Linked DNA regions of Homo sapiens: regions 1 and 3 are each linked to region 2. The links are chromatin loops, found by intact Hi-C in ENCODE. Cell type or tissue: heart left ventricle. All regions are shown on one strand.

The links. Hi-C counts contacts between places; a loop is a spot of excess contacts. Peaks named below come from ENCODE experiments on the same cell type or tissue, not always from the same donor. Only the 100,000 strongest peaks of a DNase experiment are listed, where the experiment ranks them.
Region 1: a loop joins it to region 2, with 8 times the contacts of the local background. A loop is called at or near these places in 74 of 110 quality-filtered maps.
Region 3: a loop joins it to region 2, with 6 times the contacts of the local background. A loop is called at or near these places in 6 of 110 quality-filtered maps.

What each region holds. Positions count from the first base shown.
Region 1 is chr9:95,723,779-95,731,778 of GRCh38, forward strand. No RefSeq gene overlaps it. Among named protein-coding and RNA genes, the nearest start is that of ERCC6L2, 150 kb to the right of the region's middle. RefSeq lists an enhancer at 707-806. In heart left ventricle, a CTCF peak has its summit at 3,177 (motif pointing right); a DNase peak (open chromatin) is centred at 5,493.
Region 2 is chr9:96,213,409-96,221,408 of GRCh38, forward strand. No RefSeq gene overlaps it. Among named protein-coding and RNA genes, the nearest start is that of HSD17B3-AS1, 29 kb to the right of the region's middle. RefSeq lists an enhancer at 4,601-4,820 and a silencer at 4,831-5,040. In heart left ventricle, CTCF peaks have their summits at 4,941 (motif pointing left) and 6,444 (motif pointing left); DNase peaks (open chromatin) are centred at 4,153, 4,923, 5,873, 6,390 and 1 weaker place; H3K4me3 peaks cover 1,649 bases; H3K27ac peaks cover 283 bases; H3K27me3 peaks cover 2,466 bases.
Region 3 is chr9:95,127,007-95,135,006 of GRCh38, forward strand. The region is part of intron 8 of FANCC (FA complementation group C); the gene reads right to left. It also overlaps a transcript of AOPEP not described here. Among named protein-coding and RNA genes, the nearest start is that of MIR3074, 45 kb to the left of the region's middle. RefSeq lists silencers at 2,921-3,215, 4,361-4,655 and an enhancer at 5,175-5,677. In heart left ventricle, CTCF peaks have their summits at 806 (motif pointing left), 4,529 (motif pointing left) and 4,731; DNase peaks (open chromatin) are centred at 508, 795 and 5,166; H3K4me3 peaks cover 659 bases.

The sequences.
Region 1 (8,000 bases), 490 kb before region 2:
CTACTAGAGGCGGGAGAGAGGGAGTGGGGCAAGGACTGAAAAACTGCCTATGGGGTACTATGCTCACTACCTGGGTGATGGGACCATTCACACCCCAAACCTCAGTGTCATGCAATATACCCATGTAACAAACCTGCATGTGTACCCCTGAATCTAAAATAAAAGTTGAAATTATTGAAAGAAACAGATTTATATGGTCAGTCAAAAGAATGCTGAAATAAACTTGCCAACAAATGTAAACTGATTAACATTCTAGACAGTAATAAACTGTAATGTTTGGGGGTTAGCTTTTCTATTAGATGAAAATAAATTTAATCTCTACCAGGTCAAATCCGTTTGCATTGTAATGAGCTGGAATCATTTCCATGATTCTCTGACAAGAATTACTTTATGTTGCTATTGGTTTTTTACCAGTTAACTTCTACCCCTACAGCACTGCCAATAGAAAGTCAAAAGTACACGCCCAGAAACATTGCACTAATAAAACATCCCATATCCCCCCTCCTTTAAAACACATTGTATACAGTGCATTAACTCTAAAAAGATCAGAGCACTTATTTATTGCCAAGGATTTTATGACCATATGATCATCCCAAGGATGTTTAGAAACTAGCATTCCGCCACCGTACTGAGATTGAAAAGAAGCGTTCACATATGACTATGAGCTAGAAATTAGCACCCAAACCAGGCTAACCTACAACCTATAATTAATTGTTCTCATGGCTCCAACAAGAAAGATCACTGCTCTTTGAACTACTGCTCTTTTATCTTTATTTCCACTACAAACCCAGACTTTAAGTTTCCAGCCACATAAAGCAAAGCCTTCTTCATACTGCCTTAAATTCTGTAGTAGTATAAATATAGCATTCAGTGACCTGCTTTCTTTATGACTAGCAACCTTTGTCAAACACTGGTGAGAGAGTGAGAAATAGAGTAAGTCTTGGGCTTGTGGCAGGAAGCGGTGTCTAAAGATGCCACTTCCTGGACAGGAGGATCAAAGCAAAAGTAAAGGGAAATAAAGATAAAAGAGCAGTAGTTCAAAGAGCAGTGAACGCTTCTTTCACTCTGGGCACCATCTGCCCAAAGGAAAGCCGAGTGAGGTACAACCAGAATCCGATATTAGGATGTCTCAACAGGAAACCCCAGACTGTGAGCAGAAGAACATAACAGCCAGAGTTCATAGGTGTATCAGACAGGGCTCAGAGAAGCAGACTCACTATGAATATTTTAGAACTAAACATTTAATATAGATATTAGACCTTGTGGGCAAAGATGGGGAAGGAAGCAAGCGCCTGAAAATGGGCGTTTAATATTTGGAGAAAAGTCATTAGGCAGCCCTGGTGCTGGTGACTGAGTCAGAGTTTGCAGGAAGTCTTGAATCGAAGCACATGGAGCATCTGCACTGAGAAGTTGACAAGGGGTTGATATCAGTCCAAAGGTCATTGGCTCTTTGAAGCTACTGCCTGTGTCAGGCCACAGCAGTGCCTCTGGTGGGGGGCTGGCATTACCATTGGGCAGCAGCGCTGCTGGTTGGAAGGACAGCTGGGTATGGAGTGGGAAGGGGTGAGGACACACTGGAACTCTCTAGCACTTCTGGCCCCACACTCAACAATGACCTTCAGGACATAGTGGCTGTGGTTTCTCTTCTGCCTCCTAAATATCATGCAGAGTCACTTTTGCCAACTCGAACCTAGAACCACATAGGTTGACAATGGAATAATCCAGCCCCCAGTGGGGCAAACCCAAAATCATTTGGTGGAAAAGGCATAAATGCCAGACAACATGGTGTTTTCAATAACCAAACGTTCCCCTGGAAAATGCTTATGGTAGATGGACTCCCTTTGAAGAGCACAGACCCCACCACTAAAGACACACTGCCAAGAGTCGTGAAGAGCCCAGCGGGGATGTATATGGAAGCTGTCTGTAACCTGCCCACTAATTGAAGGAATGGGTGTTATGTGTCCATCAACATGGGGTAGTAATTTGGACCACTTGAGCCAGCGCATTAATGGTCCGATGTGAATGATCACTGTGACCAATTCACCAGTTCTCTGCTTGATAAGGAAAGCATGGAAGACAATCAGGTCACCATTTTGTTGTTTTATTTTCAAGTTCCCACTTCTACATGAGTGCAAAGTTCTCCTTGTACCTTCTCTTCTTTTTTCCTCTAATTTATCCTTCCCCTTCTTTTATTCCTGCTTTTCCTCCTGCACATTGCTACATTTATCCATAGAGCACAAAATGGTGGATGGGTTGACGGATAAGACCAGAGTTGAAAAGAATGGGAATCAATTTTACGGTGCAGCATAACACAGCACGCAGAGAAACGGATGGAGGATCAGGGGGCTTGGGTGCTGCTCTAAGAATGACTGGGGGTGAGATACTGAGATATTTCACAGCCCTGAGGCTCCGTAGATCATATTTCCCCAGGAGTCCAAAAAAAGTGTGTGTGTTTTCTATGAGAGAATAACTCGAGGAATTTACAAGGCACCTGAATAAAAGTCCTGAGATGTCCTGCAGTAAAAAAACAAACTTTCCAACTTTGTTCAATCCAGTGTTTCTCAAACTAGTTTGACTCTGGAACCCTTATTTGTAACTTCTAGTAATATTCTACAGGTGAAACACACTTTGGGTAGTGTTCTAAATGATGTCTAGGGTAGTTCTTTCACCTCTACAATGCCCTGAATTTTTCCACTTTTCTTACAAAACTCAAACCCCAATATAAATTGAAAGTCCAGTTGAACCCTGAGCAGCCTGCAACAAGGAAACATCACTTTTTTTTTCTTTTTTTAGCTAAAGCTTTCTCAATGAGGGCTAGTCCGAGAGGAAGCACATGAGGTATACTTAGTAACATGAGTAATAGCCCATCTTGATATGTCTTCTATCAAGAGATCCCAAGTTACCTGGATCAGTGTTTTTCAGACACAGAGAATAATCTCACTCAGGAACATTGTCTTTGAGTTCCAACAGCAGCAATATGCAGAAAAACACTCCAGCTTGGATTGGACTACATAAGATTTTCTAAACCAGGATGGCCAACTAGGATCCTAATCTTCCAAGTGCTTGGACCTTGGATAGGTCAACCGGCTGAAGGTTGGACAGTTGTTGGTTTAGGTTGGAGACCAAAATTCAGTCATCCTGTAATATAGATCTTGTTCCTTTTGGGTTTACCACTAGGGGTCACTAAAGAGAGATGGGAGACAGTCTCAATCTTGTCTAAATAATTCCAAAATAGCCATGGGCTTTGGACAAAATACAAGGTTAGTGTCTCTCTAACTTTAATGGGCATATGAATAACCTGGTGGTTTTGTGGAGATTCTGATCCAGTAGGTCTTGGGCGAGGCCTCAGAGTCTACATTTCTATCAAGCTCCCACATGATGCTGCTGTTGGTGCAGGAGGTGAGGTGCTAGAGCTTTGGAAGGTCTCAAGATCAGTTCAGCTCCCTTGCAGGAATCCAGCCTGGGCCCCTATATCCTCAGATCCTCCACTTCTCCCCACCCCCCTTCTCTTTCCTCTTCCTGGTCTCATCCTCCTCCTCCTCCTCCTTTTTCTGCCAGCTCTACTCCGAGCTCTCAATCTTCTCAAAGGACACCTTTGCAACCATTTGTGTTTACAGCTTTTCCTCATGAGATCTAGCTTGGTAGCACTGATATTTATTGTTGAAATAAACACTAGAGAAACAGGGGCATTTCTTCTGAAGTGCTTCTCTCTTTTTGCATATATTGCATTTTGTGTAAGTAGATGAAGCTAGTTTTGAGTAATGGCAGTTCTGGCTGAGCTAGGCCAGAGTAGATGGGTGACATTTTGTCTTTGGTGGTGGAGGCTATTTGATTTTATTCTTCAACCCCAACTATAAAGTTATTTTAACCAATGAGAGATCTATTTCTATGCTTTCAGAGTTGAGGAAAAAAGACAATTGCCCACATAGAATCCAGAGACTTTCATTTTCCACACTTTGTTGTAAGTTACATGGAAGTGAAAGTAAGTGATAGAGTAATCCTTTTTGGTGTGAGAGATGTGAGAATGGACCTCTATCTCAATTATACGTATAAAGATTTTTATTGATTTTTTTTCTAATTATAGTTCAGAAAACTTGGAAGAGATAGAACATCATTTTTTAAAATTAGTCCCCAAATATCACTACCCAGAGAAAACTCACAGTTAACAATTTTTCGGTATGATGATGATCTTCCAGTCTTTTTTGTATTTATATGTGCATTTTCCTATAATTATGGAATACTGTTATATAACCTGATACATTCATTTAGCAATATAAACAATATCCCATTTCAGTATTTTTTACAAATAATTGTTAATGCTTTTGTGATAGTCTATCAGAAATACATTCCACAGTATACTTAGTCCCCTATTGTTGGATATTCAGGTTGTTACTAATTTTTCACATTACTAAAAAAAACTTTATGAACATTCTTACACACACATCTTTACCCATACCTTTCATTATTTGGGTTGGAAAATTTCCAAGATGTGGAACTGGTAAGCCGAAAGCTTTTGAAAGGCACTCATGAGGTTTGCCTGGGAAAACTGCACCACTGTGCGTCAGCAGCGGCAGCCTGCGACAGGACTCTATTAAGATAGGCACAGCACAGGTGCTTAAAACTGTGATTGGCGGTCAGATTGCCTGAGTTTGAGTCAACCCTGGAATATCGTTTAATCTCTCTGTCTCTGAAGAATTTCCCTATGATTGTGGAAAATGCTAGGTCCTACAACCATAAAGTTGTTTTATGCATCAAGTGACAGAATATATGTCAAGCCTGACACTGTAAACCTTGAGCAAACGTTAGCTGTTATTATTATTTTCCTGCATGCTCAGCCATCGTCCCAGGTCCTTACATGCCAATGATCCATAAATCCGCTTCTATATTTTTTGCCAGGGCCATCTGCTTAAGTCAAGGGGACTGGTAATGGACAGGATAACCTTCCCAAGAGTGGGCGTTAGAAGAGGGGGTACATGAAGGTGGCCTTCGGTCACCTAGGAAGGCTCCTTGCTGACCGTTTCCTGGACGTGGAGGTACAGAACGACCTGGGCCGAGTGAAAGCGACCAGCGAAGGTCACGCCGGCCCAGCAGCCTGGAGAATGAGACCCACCACCCACAAACCCACTGGTGGAGAGCGGGCGAGGTCCCCGTGTGCGGTGAAGGAGCAGGGCACCAAGGAAGGCGGGCAGCTGCCTCTTGTTTTCGGCCAAGGGAGACGTTGAGGTGTCCCTCAGGACAGGACTTCATTTGCGTGGGAGGGGAGAAGGGCGCTTCTGACTACTTTGCATTGGTGTGTGGGCTGGACACAGTGAGAAGGAAATTAAGCCTCCGCGGTGACAGTGTGTGTGATCGCGGAGGAGGAGGACGCCCGCAGGCTGGCCCGGGGCCCGCCCCGCCCCAAGCCAGCCCGGACCCTCCGGGAGCCGGAGAGGAGTCCCGAAGAGGACCCCGCGGGAGCCCGTAGGGCTGGAGACAGCTCACTGCCGGCCCCTCCACCGCCCGGGTCCCGCGGGCTGCAAGGAGGGGAGGAGCCGCTGCGGACGGCACAGTCCCCAGGGGCCTCCCTGGGGTCTCCACCTTCTCCGGACTCCGTGGGGGTGCGCGTGGGAGGCCCGCACCGCCCTTCCGCAGACCCCGGGGGAAAGAGGAGCCAGGTTCGGCCAGAGGCCAGAGGCAGCAAATGCCCCACAGGCCCGCTTGGAAATGCTGGGCGCCCAGGTGAGGGCTGAGGGGCAATGCGGTGTGTGGGAGGACATTCTGCTCTCTAGTCATCAGGACCATAATGCAGGAGCTGAGAAAGACGCCTCCCCATCACATAAGCTAGAGGTCGGAAATCTTTTTCTGTGAAGTACCAGAGAGGAAATATTTGCCTTTGAGGGCAATAGTGAGAGGTGAAGCCAGCTGGATTTCCTGGGTGGAGAGGGGACTTGGAGAACTTTTCTGTCTAGCTAGAGGATTGTAAACTCACCAATCAGCACTCTGTGTCAAGCTGGAGGATTGTAAATGCACCAATCAGCACTCTGTGTCAAGCTGGAGGATTGTAATGCACCAATCAGCACTCTGTAAAATGGACCAATCAGTGTTATGTAAAATGGACCAATCAGCACTCTGCAAAATGGACCAATCAGCACTCTGTAAAATGGGCCAATCAGCAGGATGTGGGCAGGGCCAAATAAAGGAATGAAAGCTGGCCACCCCAGCCAGTAACAGGAACGTGCTGCAGTAGTGGGAACGTTTGTAGAAGGTTTGTTCTTTCAGTCCTCACAAAAAATCTTGCTGCTCACTTTTTGGGTCTGTGCCATCTTTAAGAGATGTAACACTCACTGCGAAGGTCTGCAGCTTCATTCTTGGAGTTGGTGAGACTACGAACTCTACAGCAGGAAGAAAGAAACTGCGGACTCAATAGGGTCTCTGTTGCAACTGCTGGAGTTCAAGTCCCAAAGCAGCCAGACACACAGAATCAGGAAGGTTATGGGTGTGGCTGTGCTTCAATAAAGCTTTATTTACAAAACTGAGATCACAGTTTACCAACCCATGATGTAATTTTCTAAAACACAAGTCCTATTTTTATTGGTGTCATAAATTATTTTTTTCTAAAAAAAAAAAAAAAAAGTAGTATTCTATGGGTTTCTTCTTGTAGGTGATGACCTGTAAAGGCACTATCTCCTGTTTCCTTTCGATTGACCTTAAAGCTTCATTTCCTAGCCGCTGTGAATCCTGCATTGGATAAGGCCAGTTACTGTTTACACACCTTTGTCTAGGACGTTTTTAAGGCACATGCTCTGCAAGGCACATTCGCCTGAGGTATTTTTTTTGCAAGTTCTCTTTGTTCTCTTTGCAAGTTAAAGTAATGAAGCCATATTTACAGCATCTTCAAATGTAATATCACCTAAGAATTTTAACGCATGAACTCTGAAAAATTGATTCTATGATTTTGGTGCCCTCATTGCCAGGCAGGCTGTGCTAAGAAGCAAAGGTCGCCGGCAGTGGCTCAGCCTGTAATCCCAGCCCTTTGGGAGGCTGAGGCGGGTGGAGCACGAGGTCAGGAGATTGAGACCAGCCTGGCCAACATGGTGAAACCCCGTCTCTACTAAAAACACAAAAATTAGCTGGGCGTGGTGGCACACCTGTAATCTCAGCTACTCGGGAAGCTGAGGCAGGAAAACCGCTTTAACTGGGGAGTCGGAGGTTGCAATGAGCCAAGATTGCACCTCTGCACTCCAGCGTGGGCTACAGAGTGAGACTCTATCTCAAAAAAAAAAAAAAAAAAAAAAAAAAAAAAAAAAAATTCAAGGAGAGAAAAGAAATCTTTGCCAAAAGATTTCTTGTGAGACTAAAAAGATGTTGTATAGATCCCAAATCCATGGCATGAGGAAGAACAAAAACTGATGACCTAGAACCTTGCCCGTGCGCCTGTCTCCTCCCCGGCTCACACTGGAGAAGACGTAGGATGTGCTCAGCTATTTGTCTCTCCTGCAAAATGGTGGTGCAGTCATCGCTTCTGAAACTATTCATTTAAGATAGGTTAATGACAACAGAAGTAGCTTAAACAAGATGAAAGTTTATTTCTCTCACATGAAGAGGAGACTAAAATGTAACACTCCAAGCCTGGTGTGGAAGCTCTTTGGTATCCCCAGGAACCCAGGCTCCTTTCTTTTCATTGCTACCTTCTAAGCCTATGACTTCCACCTCATGATCCAACATGGCTACCCAAGCTGCAGCCCTCCTCATTATCTCCATTCCAGTCAGCAGAAAAAATGACAAGGAAGGACACATGTTATTGACCAGCATTTCATTTCCTGGTCACATCTAGCCATAAGAGACGGTGAGGAATATGGATGTGGACTTTTTTTTTTTTTTTTTTTTTTGAGACAGAGTCTCGCTCTGTCACCAGGCTGGAGTGCAGTGACGTGATCTTGGCTTACTGCAACCTCTGCCTCCCAGATTCAAGCGATTCTTCGGCCTCAGCCTCCCGAGTAGCTGGGACTACAGGCACATGC
Region 2 (8,000 bases):
AAAGCCCTTTCGCATTCTCTATCACATTAAATGCCTACAACAATGCAGTGAGGTAAGCATGACTACTCTCAGTTTAAAGAGAAGTGAGATGAATTTTTCAAAAATCAATCAGTTAAGTGGGAAGACATTTCTCAGTCCTAAATCTTGCTCAGCATCCACACAATCTAAAGAATTTGTCTAACCATGGACGATGATAAGAGTGAGCACATACACGCTCTAAATCAGGGGTCCCCAAACCCCAGGGCGAAGACGGGTACCAGTCCATGGCCTGTTAGGAATCAGGCCACAAAGCAGGAGGTGAGTGGTGGGCGAATGAGCATCCCCACCTGAGTTCAGCCTCCTGTCAGATCAGCAGCGGCATTAGATTCTCATGAATAAGGGCATGAACCCTCTTGTGAACTGTGCATGTGAGGGATGTAGGTTGCACACTCCATAAGAGAATCTAATGCCTGATGATCTGAAGTGGGACAGTTGCATCCCCAAACCATTCTCCCCCTTCTCCCCCCACCCCTGCCCCGCCTTTTTCCACAAAACCAGTCCCTGTTGCCAAAAAGGTTGGGGACCACTGCTCTAAAGGACTCCTCATAGTCCAGTGGCTCTAGGAATGAGTGACAGGCACATAACAGTACTGATAAAGGAAATCCTTTTGAAGGATGGGCTGAACATGTCCTTTAAATTTGGTTTCAAGCTGGACTGAAAGGAAGATGCTTCATAGGATCTCTGTTTAAAACTGTGGGGTACAAAGTCCTTTGTTTAGCATCTGGTTCCTGCCCTAGGAAAAGAACATTGTCTTTCTTGAGCTTTGCCTAAAATCCCTAGAGCAGACGATCCTCTGTTCTCAAACCACCACTTCAAACATCTCAGGGTAGGGGTTAGAAATAAAAGAAAGCTCTTGTTTTTCCCACTACAACCACCATACAAAACGCCAGCAGCTCATGGCTCACCCCAAACCGCTGGGCACTTAGGGATCCATGGTGGCCATGAGAAGCAACGAGATGGAGAGTGGAAGGCAAAACCACTTACGGCAACATAGTCTGCCTCATCGCCAATGCCCACATGACTGGCAGAGTGCATGAGCCTGGGGTAAGAGGGGATGGGCATGGAGGGCTCAGGGAGGAGTTGCTGGAACTTTCAGTACCATGGCTGTCTAGTGCTTAAACCAACCTTCCCACTGAAAACCACCAAAAATGCTAAGGAAGAAAAAGTTTACCTGCACCAAAAACTGATCATTATCAGGCCAAACCTACATGAAGCCAGACCCCCAAAGAGATAGCTGTGATTTGTAGCTCTTTAGCCCTGAAGGCATTTGCTGAAGTCAGCACATTTGAGCTCTGGTTTTTACAGCTTCCCAGAGCACTGGGGAAGAAGACAATACTTCAATACTTCGGGACCACCCAAGGTGGGAAACCTAATAGAATAGTGTGACCCACAAGGCTGCCCCACCCCTTCCCCAAGGCACTGCAAAGAGAAGCTACAGTGCTGAGCAGAGCAGGGGGAGGCAAAAGCTGCACCCGCATAGCAGCCCTCTCTGTGTTAGCAGCCAAACATACGAAACATCAAGCTGTGAATTTCGTTAAAAGCACTGCAGGTGGATAGTGGCCTCCCGGGGCAGAGGTAAGTGCAGATGTTCTCCAAGAACACCCCCTCACTCCAAGCCTCAGAGAGACCCCACAAATAACCTTCTAAGGCTAGGGAGTGACCCTGTGAAAAATAAAGCACACAAGGAAAAAGGCATCATGAGTGGGAAGCGGCAGAAACCAAGTCAGGGTACCAGGCTTTAGTTTGAAGCGTATGGACTTTATTACAGGGGAGCCCTGTGGACCGTATCTGACCACGCTGAGATCTAAGAACATTTTAGCCAAAAGGAGAACAGCATTAGAAGAGGGGATTGTCACCAGTGTGCAGGCTCACACCTCCGACTGACAGATGGCATAATTCCCTGGAATTTAAAGTTCCTGGAAAAGCAGAGGATGCAGTGTGGTTGATCTTCTGCTTCTCTTTCCGCGGCTGTTTTCACCCTCCTCTGCCTCATGAAAGAAGCTGACTGCACTCTGTACCTTCCCCGCTGCCATGACCCTTCCACTATGCTCTGGATAACCAGCTCACCTCCATGTGTTACAGAGCCCACTCAGCCTATTCTCCAGACAGGATCTGGAGGGTGCCCTCAAAATTAATCCGTCTGCAGTCCATTCCATCCACAGGAAAGCATTTCCTGCTCATCTGGCCAGTTTGGCTAATGGTGATTAAAAACCATTTTCATCTGCTTCACCTGCTGTTATCACCTGCTTCAAGATCTTGAGACTCTTGTAAATAACCATTTTCGACTTCAGTAACCATCTCCATGACCCCATGAGATCCAGCTCATAAGTCCTCCATTGCTTTCACTCGTACAGCACTTGGGTCACCAGCACTTGAGTTAGGGTCCATGGACTATGTTCAGTGTCCCACCTGTACCCCAGAACTCTGGGTTCCCTCGGCCATTTCTGCACCTCTGGCCTGAGAGCTTTCCCCCAGAACCTCAGAGGTCACTCTCACCATATGCCTGCAGGTGGCAGGAAGGCCTGAGGAACTGACACACACTGAGCACCTCCACTAGCAGCCCTGAATCAACTACTCTTAAGACTTGGTGTATACATACCCCAGCTCCCTTGCCTCTTGGGTTAGATAATTCTGAGAGGCGAGTTTCCCTGAGTTCCCATGGGATGGGGCTCCTTAGCACTTACCTTCCCTCCTTCCTCTCAGGCTTGTCCAGGAGGATGGGCAGGAGGCACTGAGCTCCCTGGTGGCCTTTGTGAGCACAAGGTCAACCCCAGACCCTTCCTTAGTTCCCAAGTGACTAGAGCCCGGACCTTCTGGGTGGCTGCCTTAATTTTCCCCTTGTCCTCCTGGAAGGAGGCCCCAGGATGTTGAATTCTGGAGGAGCTAAAAGGCTCCACTTAAAACTTCTCCCTCCTCCCTGGGCTAGACCTAAAAATTCTATTAGAATCACACCTCTGTTTCAGACAGAATCTCCACAGCACCCCCAGAGGAATGGGACAGGGGATGGGAGAGGTCGCGTGAGGCTTATCAGCCACAGGAACACGTCCTTCCAGCAGGGTTAGAGGATCCCAAAGAGAGCAGAGACTCCAGGGAAAAGAAGAAGAGCACGGAGTCAGCATGGAGACAGTGCTTATCTGCAGGCGGGGAGCCAGGAGGGATTCTTTGCCCTTCTTGACTATACTTTTCAAATTCTCTAAAATGTTTCAGAAATAAGATAATCACAAAGTCTGCAAGTATCCCCCCACAAGGTATAATCACTTTACAGTGGAGAACACAGCAGACATCACCTAACCAAGTGATAAAGGTGACATCTCCAGGAACGGCTGCTCCCTGGCAGAGGCAGGGGTGGGGGGTGCACCAGGAAGAACCCAGCACCGCCCCTGGGATTCCGAACAGTCTGATCCTGAGGGAACGTCAGACAAGCCCAAGTTCAGGGACTTCCTACAAGATAACTGGTCCATATGCTCAAAAATTGTCCAAGTCATGAAAAAATGAAGAAAATCTGAGAAAGTGTTCCAGATTAGAGGAGACTAAAGAGACGCAATAACTAACCCAAGGTGTGATTCAGCAAAGGCCCATTCATGGGCCTCGGGGAAATATGATGAGGGTCTGTGGAGGATAACACAACTATATCAATGTTAATTTCCTGATTCAGTCACAAGCCTGTGGTTATTTTGAGGGGAAATATAAACCAAGGCATTTATAGGGCATCAATGTGGGTGAAGGGTGCATGTGAACTCTTTGCATAATTTTTAAACTGCTTTTAGAAGCTTCAAATTATTTCAAAATAAAAAGTTAGAAAAGAAAAATGGCCATTAACTTTATAATCAGAAAAAAAAATGTTTTAGGACAAAAATATGTCTCTGGTCATAGCCTGTGCTGTGAATCCATGGAGTAGATTCTTGCTGTCAGCAAAGTTCCCAACAGCTGGAGAAGAACAAGGAACAAAAGCCGAGCTGCCCTCCTGAGCTCCCAGGGTCCCAGACACAAAGCTGGCCTCTCAGGCTTTACTGAAAGATAAGTGCTGATAAGGCCTGCGGGTCATCTTCGTCTACGCGGGCCCCCCAGCTCGCTGAGAGGGGCCCGCCCTTCCAGAGCTCAGCCAGACATAAGCCAGAGCAGAGCGTGTTTCTTTTCAGCTGAAAGCTGCAGCTGGTGCATCCACCCTGGGTATGAGCAGACTCGCAGCAGGGTGCCCACCAGAGTGGGGACCTGCAGATGCCCCTGCCCAGAGACGCCGGGAGGCCACAGCCCAGGTCTTCCGGATGGAGACAGAACTTCAGCATTCCGTTTGGATCAGTCCAGAAGAAAAAAAAAAAAAAAAAAAAAAAACAAGCAAAATCTCACTATCACTGCTACTAAAACAAGATAAGCTACAAAAACAACTAATGCAACTACTGGCTTACACCCAAGTCTCACCAAGTTCCCCATAATAACCAAATTCCCCGTAAGAACGGCCACAAGGGTGACCACACTGACTAGTTGTCCTAGCCTGGTTGACCACACTGACTAGTTGTCCCAGCGAAGTGTTGCTGGAAACATTGTCAAGGTAAGGTTTGTGCCTGGTCCCTCTTGAGGCCAGGGCTGGAGGTGGGCCCCTCCGTGCGAGCTGGCCGACTGGCAGACCTGGTTGCATCTGGGCAAAAAAAGGCCATCATCGCCATAGATGCTGGAAGCTGCTCTCTCGCCCACTTTAACTGTGGGGGCCTCGGCCCCCCGTTTTTTAACTACTGGAAGACGTAGCCCTGAGTCCAACCTCTTCCACGCCTGGCGACGCTGCTAAGAACGCGGAGCAGGGCTGGAGGGCTCAGCGCCGGCGGGCTCAGCGCCGGTGGGGGCAGGGCGCGGGTCCGGGAGCGGGCGCGGAGGCACGGAGCCACACTGCCCCCTGGCGGCCATCCCCTGCCCCGCCGGCACCGCCTCCGTGAGGCGGAAGGTTGAATGTCACCACTGCGTTGCTGAATTCCGGCTCAAGATTATTAGTGCGGGGGCATCGGGTCCATCCAGGGGAGGAGAACGTTCCTAATGCGGAGTCACAAGCCCTACCTTTAAGGTCTGGCTCTGGAACTCTGGGCAAGTTGCTTAAATTCTCTGTTCTCAGCTGCGAAAGGAGGAAAATAATTAAAGCCTGTGTTGTAAAGACCTCACTAGGCAATGTGTGCTCTACAGGCTTTCCCTGCCCCTGACGCAAAGACACACGCACAGAAAGCAAGATCATGAGGGATAGATTTTTTTTTTTTTTTTTGACAGAGTCTCGCTCTGTCGCCAGGCTGGAGTGCAGTGGCTCGATCTTGGCTCACTGCAACCTCCACCTCCTGGGTTCAAGCGGGTCTCCTGCCTCAGCCTCCCGAGTAGCTGGGACTACAGGCGCTCACCACCACGCCTGGCTAATTTTTGTATTTTTAATAGAGATGAGGTTTCACCATGTTGGCCGGGCTGGTCTCGATTTCTTGACCTCGTGATCCTCCCGCTTCGGCCTCCCAAAGTGGTTGGATAGGCTTCAGCCACCACGCCCGACCGAGGGTTAGATTTTAACCCAAACACTGTCCCTTCTAATGTTCTCCGCTGCCGCCCAGTGCAGCTCCCAACGCTGACCCGGGTTTCTGGGGTGGAAGCAGCAGAGGCGCCCCCACCCCCACTCCCGCGCTCCACCGAGCCGGAGGGCAGCCCAGGGGCAGCAGCCCCACAGTGGGGCCTGAACAGCGTCCGCGGACCCGACCCGCGCTGCGGCCGCGCTGCCCCGCTCCTCTGGGCGCCTCCCCGAGGGCCTCGCTCGTCTGACCCGCAGTACTCTCCGCCCTGCTCCTCGTGCCTTTGGTGGGCGCGTGGCTTCCGGCCTGCGGAGGCTGTGCCTCCTCGCCAAGGAGCCGTTCACAGCCGCGCGTTCGAAAACCCAGCCGCCGGCCGCGCGTCCTGGAGAAGGGGCACGGTCAACTCGCACGCCCTAAGGGCCGGGCCACCGGGGTCACTGCCCGGCCTGCGGGGGCCGTGCCTGGGGCGTAGGAGCAGCGCTCCTCCGCAGGCGCTATGCATGCCTGCGCCCTCCTGCAGGATGGGCCACGAGCCCAACTGCCAGGCGATCGGCCGAGACCCAGAAGGGTGAGAGGGGGAAGCCGCACCCTCTTCGTGGGTGCGATGCTGTGAACGTCTTCCTTCAAGGAAAGAGCTGCTTCTGGATTTTCCTTGAACTCCAGGAGGTGCTAAGAAAGCTTCGTGACTGTGGCAGATGCGGCTCAGCGGCCCCTCCCAACCCGCCCGCGCCAGTTGGGAAAGTGACTCCCCCGCTCCCCGCCAGTTGGGAAAGTGACTCCTTCCTGTGGGCAGAAGGCAGCGGACCTGGAGGGAGCCCTCGGGCTCTGAGAGTCACGCGGGGGGCGGCCTGCTCTCCCGCGCCCCCTAGCGGAGCATCGGCTCACACGCACCTGAGAGGTCGGAAGAGGCGGGCGCTTCTCTGCCTCCCCCACCCAGGCCCCTTGCAGTTTGTATGCCCTCACCCTGGATAAAAGATTTTGGTTCAACTAGAACTATCTTTTCTAGATCTCATTCCTTTATAACTTTTTTGCTCACAGGAAAAAAACAGGATTATAAAGCCTCTGGAATACGGTCACAGTCGCCAGACTGGGCCCTAGGAGGGCTGAGTTCCTCATTCATTGTTGGTAGAAATATAAAATGGTATGACCCCCTTCCTTTGGAAAATAGTTTGGAGTTTCATAAAATTTTAAACATACACCTGTCATCTGACCCAGCCATTCTACTCCTAGGTATTTACTCAAGAAAAACAAAAACATCTGTCTATACAAAGATTTGAACCTGACTGCTCATAATTGCTTTGTTTGTAATAGCACCCGAGTGGAAGCGACCCAAATGTCCACCAACAGCTGAATGAATAAATAATTTGTAGTACAGACACTCCAAGAAATATTACTCAGGAGTAAAAAGGAATGCACTGGCCGGGCATGATGAGATTACACGCCTGTAATTTCAGCACTTTGGGAGGCCGAGGTGGGCAGATCATCTGAGCCCAGGAGCTGGAGACCAGCCTGAGCAGCATGAAGAAATCCCATCTCTACAAAAAAAAAAAAAAGAAAAGCCAGGTGTGGTGACGCAGGCCTGTAATCCCAGCTACTCGGGAGGCTGAGGCAGGAGGATCACTTGAGCCCAGGAGGTCGAGGCTGGAGTGATGCAATCTCAGCTCACCCAGCCTGGGCAACAAGAGTGAGACCCTGTCTCAGGAGAAAAAAAAAAAGGGCTGGGCGCAGTGGCTCACGCCTGTAATCCCAGCACTTTGAGAGGCTGAGGCAGGCGGATCACCTGAGGCCAGGAGTTTGAGACCAGCCTGGCCAACATGGTGAAACCCCGTCTCTACTAAAAATACAAAAATACAAAAATCAGCTGGGTGTGGTAGCCCATGCCTGTAATCCCAGCTTCTAGGAGGGGCTGAGGCAGGAGAATTGCTGGAACCTGGGAGGCAGAGGTTGCAGTTAGCTGAGACTGCGCCACTGCACTCCAGGCTGGGCCACAGAGCAAGACTCCAAACCGCCCCCCTAACACACACACACACACACACACACACACACACACACACACAAAGAAAAAGAAAAAGAAAGGAATGTTGTGCACACAACAACATGGGTGACTCTTTTTTTTTTCTTTTTTTTTTGAGACGAAGTCTCGCTCTTGTCCCCCAGGCTGGAGTGCAATGGAGCGATCTCGGCTCACTGCAAACTCCGCCTCCCAGATTCAAGCGATTCTCCTGCCTTGGTCACCCCGAGTACCTGGGATTACAGGTGCCCGCCACCATGCCCGGCTAATTTTTGTATTTTTAGTAGAGACAGGGTTTCACCATGTTGGCCAGGCTGGTCTAGAACTCCTGACCTCAGGTGATCCACCCGCCTCAGCCTCCCAAAGTGCTGGGATTACAGGCGTGAATCACCGTGCCCGGCCAACAACATGGGTGATTC
Region 3 (8,000 bases), 1.1 Mb before region 2:
ATTCGGTAATGGGTACATAACAATTTAGAATTATTATTGGCAAACCAGTGACCACTACCACGCTGGACTAAATCACATCACATCTTAATGCACTTAACAGCTTGCGTTAAGATGAAAAGGGGGTTCATGAAGAAGAATAAAAGTTATCTAATTTCTCCTTGAATATTTCGGTGATGGGTTCTGATTATTTGAGTCTGCAGAAGCTGGCCTCCGGTAGCCCTGGGAGCTGGGGGGAGCTTCACTGGCCCAGTCCCTGGTTCCCTATCTTTTTGGCCAGAGCTCAAAGTATGAGATGATGCCAGATGAAAATGCCCATTTGTGTTCCAAAACAGATCCTTTATAGCAGGGTCCGTAACTTTCTCGGCACCAGGTACCGGTTTCTTGGAAGGCAATGTTTCCACAGACCGGGAGGGGGAGATGGTTTTGGGATGAAACGGTTGCTCCTCAGATCATCAGAGGACAACCCGATTCCAGGCATGCGCAGTCAGGATGGGGCTCTGGTTCCGTGGGAAGCGAAGCGCGGGGCTCTGACAGGGGCAGGTGCGGGCGGGAAGGCTAGGGGCTCCTCTCCGCTGTGCGCCCAGGGGGCGGGGACCCCTGCTTCACAGCAGCATTCACATGTTAGTGGATCAGGCGCTATTGGAAATTCAAGTCAGAGTGCATTTGATATGACTAGCTTTGGGAAACACTGTTCACAGGCCCCCGTCGGCAAGAAAAAAGGAGGCGCTCTGCTCCGGCCGTGCCCTGGATCACACTGAGGCAGGACCGCGCCTCCTCGCGGCCTCCCCGATGACATTGAGCCCGCGCCATCTAGCGTCCACTGGTCAGCACTGCTGGACCCGCCGGGCTCCAGGCAGGAGCTCTGCCACTTTTTCAGGACAGGATAAATCTCCTTTTAATTATTTCAAGATTTCTAATTTGCAAGTTAAAATGTCCTACTCTTTAAATAATCTATGCTCCCTCATCCTTCACTGATGTGCATTTTTATCTAAAAGGAACCAACTTGATATTCTTACAGATAAATTCATTATCTATGCAAGAAAATAATTTGGCAGGACCACCGTTCAAGAGAGGAGAGGCAGGTTATTTCGTGGCTTCGAACTTAGGCATGTCAGTTAATCTCCTGATGCCCAGTCTCACTGTAAATAATAAAAGTTATTAAGAGGTCACCGGATATAAGCACGGAAAATATAAAAGTTTCTATGTATTCATAATGAAAAAATAAAACAAGGGAAAAGCAACCGTATGTCTTGAAGAAATGTGATTCATCTAAGTTTGCCAGAGCAATTTTCAAAGTTTGTACAACAACATGCCTATTGAATAAGAGTGTTTAAGATCAAATAGCACTGTTATGTGCCCACAGGCAGACAGATAAGAGCTTGGAAATGCGTTGATAGAAAGTAAGATGAAACTTGAAAATGGTAAAATTAAATTTCTTTTTTCTAAATGGTCAAACTATCCCAGAGCCATTCTATAGGTTTGATGCTAGTAGAGAATCATTCAATACTAATTATAGGGATTTCCAAACAGCAAAGAAAATGATGATCAGATGTAGATTAGGGCTACTATGAAAACCACTGGGGGAGCAAGGAAGACAGCTCTTACTCAGTTTGTTAGAAGAGAGTGAGAGCTTAGATCTGCTCCTCTTCTGTGCGCTGTTTTCTAGCAAAATCGCTCAATCCAATGTTTTAAATGCCTGCTGGCTGTGTGGAATCTGCTTGTTCTTCCCCATACAGATGGACTCTCCTCTTAGATTTCTTTCTTTCCAAATATTTCAGACCCTTGGCTACTCTCAGCCTGCTTCCACAACCCATTTTAGCTTTTAAAACAGGTAAGAGGCCAGGAGGCAGGGGAACCTGCAGAAACAGCAACGGCAGAGATTTTGATTTGAAAACCAGTCTCCTTTTTTTTTTTTTTGAGACAGGGTCTCATTCTGTTGCCAGGCTGGAGTGCAGTGGTGATCTTGGCTCACTGCAACCTCCAACTCCTGGGTTCAAAAGATTCTCCTGCCTTAGCCTCCTGAGTAGCTGGGATTACAGGCACGTGCCACCACACCTGGCTAATTTTTGTATTTTTAGTAGAGATGGGGTTTCACCGTGTTGGCCAGGATGGTCTCGATCTCCTGACCTCACTGAAAAAAAAGAAAACCAGTCTCCCTTGCTACCCCTACAGCTGTGAACTGCTCCTTCTCATCTGCACCCCTCACCGATGGCTTTTAAAATGACACTCTTTATACTTTTTGAGCACATAATTTCAGGGTCAGTGAGTCCCCTCATGAGGACTAGAGTACTACAGGTCAGGCATATGTCCCAGCGACATCAAATCACAAAAGCAATCTTAAGCTGCTTTTCTTATCAAGATAATCTTCCAAATAGAATTAAGGTTTTAATACACGCTTCTTTGGAAGCCGTATCTTCCCCCCTAAATCTCTGTAGCATCTTCATGAGTGATGACGCAGGCATCTAACCTCTGATCCTGTTTTATTTGTAAGGTGGGGCACTCCGGTAACACACCAGAGGTCACGCTGCAAGCCAGGGCTCTGAAGCCCCATGACTGCGGCCATTATCTTTTCTATAAAAGCGGGGAAATAAAATAAACCTTTTGTGGTTTCCATCTGTTTGTTTTTCTCCATCCTACCAAAATCTGTTCCTTCTCAAGCTCTCTCTTCTCCATCTGGCCTAACAATTTCCACAGGCAGATCATTTCAACTCGAGGGGAGCTATGTCAGCAGGAGGTCTTCAATAACATGAGTCTTGTCCTTCCCTCCTTATCTCCCCCCTCAGGCTTTTCACTGAATGCCCAGGATGACTAGGGAGCGAAGATGGAGAGCTCTGGGTTCTGCCCTCCCTCTTGTATAGACCCGATTGTTCTGCTGGGTGTGCATCCCCTTGGGCTAACAAGAGCTTTCCCTCTGATCTCCCCTCATGGCTACCCAGAATTGCATTGTTTATCTCCCCTCCACCTAGAAAGAAAGCCCATCTTCATCCCTCAAAACACAAGGGAAGACAAAGTCAACATGGAATCAACACACAATAACCATGGTCTCAGTGCCTGTTTTGGAAGAGAGGCAAGGGAGAGGCCAACTTGTCACTCTGCACCATGAACTGTGCAAATTACACAGGCTCTTGTGCCCGGTCCTTGATGTTTACTTAAGCTGTTATTTTCATACCAACTCACCAATGATTATTACAAGCCACTTGCCACTTGAAAGAGGCCTGAGAACAAGAAGAACAGAATTCTCAGGAAGAAGCATTTCTTTCTGTCATTTGCTGATTCTGTGTGTGTGTGTGTGTGAGAGAGAGAGAGAGAGAGAGAGAATAGGGAAAAGGAGAGGGACAGAAAACAAACCAAAAAGGGAAATTATACTATGATTTAAGGTAACTCACAGACAAAAGCAAATCCCTTTTAGAAAAAATAAAAAGGCAGTGAAGGAACAGAAAAAATTATCAAGTGCTTTCCATCTATCACCTTTCATAGATATATTCGCCTTAAAAATAAAGAAGGAAATAGCAGATGACAGAGAAGCTGAAGTTCATTAAGCCTGGAATAGATTCTTTCCTGGTATTTTCATGTACTTGCATGTAGCTTAAATATTTACTTAGGAAATGGGTCATTTAAAGAATCAGCTGATGGGCAGCTTCCCCTCCAGTTTACCCAGCAGCCGGACAATCCCGTCCCACCGTGTAGCTGTTTCCGAGCCACTGTTCTCTCCACAGTGGGAAGCCCTTGTTGTTAATATGTGCATATTCACTACAAAATACCTTTCTTCTTAAAAAGAAGATTCTCCATAAGAGTCATTTCACCAGTGAACTCCTCTATTGAAGTGAAAAATGATTTGGCTTGAGAAAAACCTATTTATACAAAACCTTCACATCTATCATGTACAATGAGGCACCTTTATAAATATGTATTTTTTATTATGCCATTTGCTTCTTTTCTATTTTCAAAATACTAAACATAAGACTCTAAATATCCCTTTTACATTTTCAGATCTATTTTGTTTTAAAACATTCAGGTTCCTTTTAACAAATTTGAGCTCGGAAAAATTATTCTTTCTTTTTAATCTTTACCAGATGTTGTTTATACACAAACAATTTTTTCAGTACTCCATAATGCAATTATTGTTTAATTAGTGATAAATCTGTCATTCCTGGGCTTAAGAACTTAACAAGTACCAAATGTACTTTTGCGTCTTAAATTTACATGTGCTCTTCTCTGTGTTTGGACACAGAGGATCCCCAGCACCCCCTCCCCTGCCTGAAGTCCTTCTAGCCTTGCCCAGTGGCCTCTATCCAATTAGCCCGGGTAGCCCAAGCTGGAAGAAAGCTCCTCAGCCCCCTGCTGCTTCACAGCTCAGCCTGAGTGGCAATGACCCCTACGTCCACCCCTGCTTTGTTTTTGGGTTTTTCCCTCTCTCCCTTCATCTCTGGCCACAAGGTCTGCATCCCCAACTGCAATTCCATTGCAAGGAAACTCGCAACGTGGGCCTCTTTCTTCACAGAGACTATGCTGGAGGATCTGGTGCCCCCCTGAGGCTAATTCTGGAAAGTGCAACTCCAGTCCAAGATGCAGAACCTCCCAGCTTTTAGCCATACACATCAGCCAGCACTACTGGACTACTGCTAAATTATCTACTTCAGCTCTTGTTCAATTACATGCACCACATTAAAGAGCTCAAAAGGAAGTGCCGAAAAGACTGAAAAAGCAGGAAAAGAAAACCCTGGCATGTTAGTGAAAAGCTACTTAAGCACAGCAAACTGACAATATCACCCAGGATGTAGAGTGAACTCTTCAGCACAATATTTTACCAAGGAGGAGCTGCATACTGGGAGTCTGTGTAAAGGAAGTTTCTTTTTCTTTCTGAAGTGCTACAATTGCTACCTGGAGAATGAGGGAAAAAAACACAACCTATCCCATATTGAGGAGGATACTGAGGTATCTAGATGCTTTTTATTCTTAAGTTCTTATTAGATAAAGTAATCTTTTGAATTAAGCCATAAAGATTTTTAGGTAGGAGAGAAAATGAAGCATATTCTGATATCAAATCTTAGCAGAAACAACTCTGCCTCCTGGGCGCCTCCTCTGCTCCTTTCTTTTGGGGACAAGTCTGCCTGGGAAGGTGAGGCTAGCTCCTCTGGACCCAGCTGCGGGCGGGCTCTGCCAGCAAATGGGAGGGCATGAGAATCGGGTACCTTCCGGCCCTGGCATGCAGCTTGCCAGCCAAGCACAGTGCCACCCTGACACCCTGCAGACACTTTTCATTCCAATGTGGAATCCAAAGAATAGCTTTCTGGGCTCCACAAACAAAATTGTAACTGGAAAACATAACATCCTTCTAATTTGGGGCCAGCCTTGGGAAACCGAACAATGCCAAGAAGGCTGCATAATTAACAAGTGGCTTTCACTGCTGTCGGTGACATCGGTTTTTAAGGTCAGGTCTGAAGCTATGGATTATGGTCTTCCCGTGCCCATGCTGTCAAGGAAAACACAAGACCATCTGCTTTTGAAAAGTTTCAGTCTGTACAGTAAATGACAATCTAGGGCTAATACCTCACTTGATGTAGGAGCTACCAACCGTGGCAGACAGCATGACTCGACAGCAGTCCAGTCCACCGCACGGAAGCCAAAGGGGAAGCCTCAAAAGTGAACGGGTTTTGAAAACTTTTCTTTTATTTTAGATGTTAAATACATACATAGTCATTTGGAACTCAGGTAATAAGAGACTAATCCCTCATTATTCATGGTCTTAATGGAAAATATCAGACCTGCGAGTCCAAGAGGCCAAAGAACATTTGGGAAGGTCATTTCACTTTGTACAACCTGTACCACACTTTTATCTTTTGTTTTTGTTACATTTTGGTAACTATAGAATTTCCAGGACTCATTCTGCATAGTCCCAAGAGAGAGAAATATAATTAACAGTGCTCTATATAAAACACAAGTTATGTAGACCATCACACTTTAATTACTCTCAGAATCCAACTCTAATGTAATAGGCATCAGGTTTCCTCTGGAGCACAGCGCAGCAGTCTCGTGCTATCTGAGTCTTAGAGATCTCTCTGATACTTCTGTACAGTCCTGTCACTGCACCAAGATACTGCACTGCGATAAATGAATCAGATGATGCAATTAGGAAGCAGGCTCTTCAGGTTACCCCTGCAATCACTTAGCCACGTCACAGGCCTATTGCGGCCTGCCTGGCTTTCTGGCACTGCAGGCCCAGGATGCTGAGGAGAACAGCCCACACCAATCAGGGGCTTCCAGCCATCGTCTGTATTGTAATTACGTCCTTGAACCATGAGGCACAGAGAGGTCACATCCTGCCAATGCCACAATAAATTAAACCAAATAACACCCTCTAGAATCCCCCTTTAGCCATAATGGAAGCTCTGAATTTCTGCACACATGATCCCGATAAAAGCTTTTGTAAGTCAACTGACTTCAAAGCTGTGTGACTCGTGGGAGATTACTGTAAACTACAAACTGGAGACTGAGCATTATACAGTTATGTGCAATGGGACGGCCTGCGTTCTCTGTCTTGCATCTGCTGTGCTCACCACAGTGCTGCTCAGGCATGAGGGCCACAGGCAAAAAGGACATGGAGAAGGTTCAGGGAAGAATCCAAGGATTAAGGAAAGGCTGGAAAAAAGGCAATGGGACTAGAATTTTTCAATAGGGAGAAGACTTAAGGAAAATGTCATAAGCACCCTGGAAGCAAGCATATAGCCCAGTTACTATCATTTTGCCACTGAAAAGGGACCAGAGAAACTGAAATCCTAGTATGCACATGTAAGTTAGTAATAGATTTAGCAGACAATAAAGGTAATTTATGACCTTGAATCACCAGGAATGGGCTGTCAGAGGGCTTCTGAAAGTCATGATTTATTTTGAATTGTACTGCAACCATTTTAAAATAAGGTGCATTCCTATTTCTTGCCTTAATATATGACTCTTCCGGATGGTAAGGTTAGGTAGTAATTATCCTTAAGAAATCTGTTTGGGCTCTCTCAGTCTTAATATACACGTCTTCCTTTCTCTTCTATCGTGGTAAACTTTCAAGTCAGGTGGGATCCGTGTGTGCAGCCTGAGGTACAGGTGAGAGCAGCGTGGCTGTCAGCACCTGCAACCCTATGCACATCGCCCTGGGAGGCCAAGGGGAAGGGTGAAAGGGGCCATGAAACAAGGGGAGAAACGGGATCGCGGAGGAAGGCAACTGATTCCATTAGGATTCCCTTAGACAGTCTCCAACTAGAAAGAGAAAGAAAGAACACAGAAGTCCCAACTGAACTAAACAAGTTGAAGGCCTCTAGGAGGTAGGGGTTCTATGAGCTCAGGAAAAGTGGGCACAGCCAACCTCAGGGACTTCCTCAGTCTCAGCTCAAGGGCGAGGGTGAACACTCCCTCCTTCCCAGTGTCCCGGCCACTAACTAAAGACCGGACCGTTCACTGTGGCTCTTGGAACTCACTTTCTCCACTTGCAGGAAGCAGGAAGAAGTGGAAGGCAATCTCTGTGCCACATCCCTGCAGATTACGAAAGCTAAAGGGAAAAAGGGCAGAGTTCACTGGAGCTCCTGGAAGACAGAGGCTGCGGGACCATGGCACCTGCAGGTTTCTGAATCATTTTTTCAGGGTGCCTTGGTCTTTATTCCTGTCCTTACAAAATGTGCTCCAATCCCACAGAGCTGCCTCCCACAAAGGAATATGACTGGCGAGTCAGTGGTGGCGAGGGCCACTGAGAGCCCAGGGTGCCAGACACTGGGCCAGGAGGTGGATGTCCACGTGGGCTGGAGTCCCCAGCTGCACAGTCCTGAGCGGGAAGGGAGCCAGGCGCCACCGCGCAGGGGAGGGTGAAGGCAGGTGGCCTCACACCAAAAGAAAACTTACAGAAGTCTTAGCTGGTTCTGCTGCTTTAACCATTTTTCTGGGGTTTTGTGTCTCTTATTTCATCTTTCCTCTAGTGAAGAGCTACAAGTTTATTTTTTGAATGTTTTTAATTGATT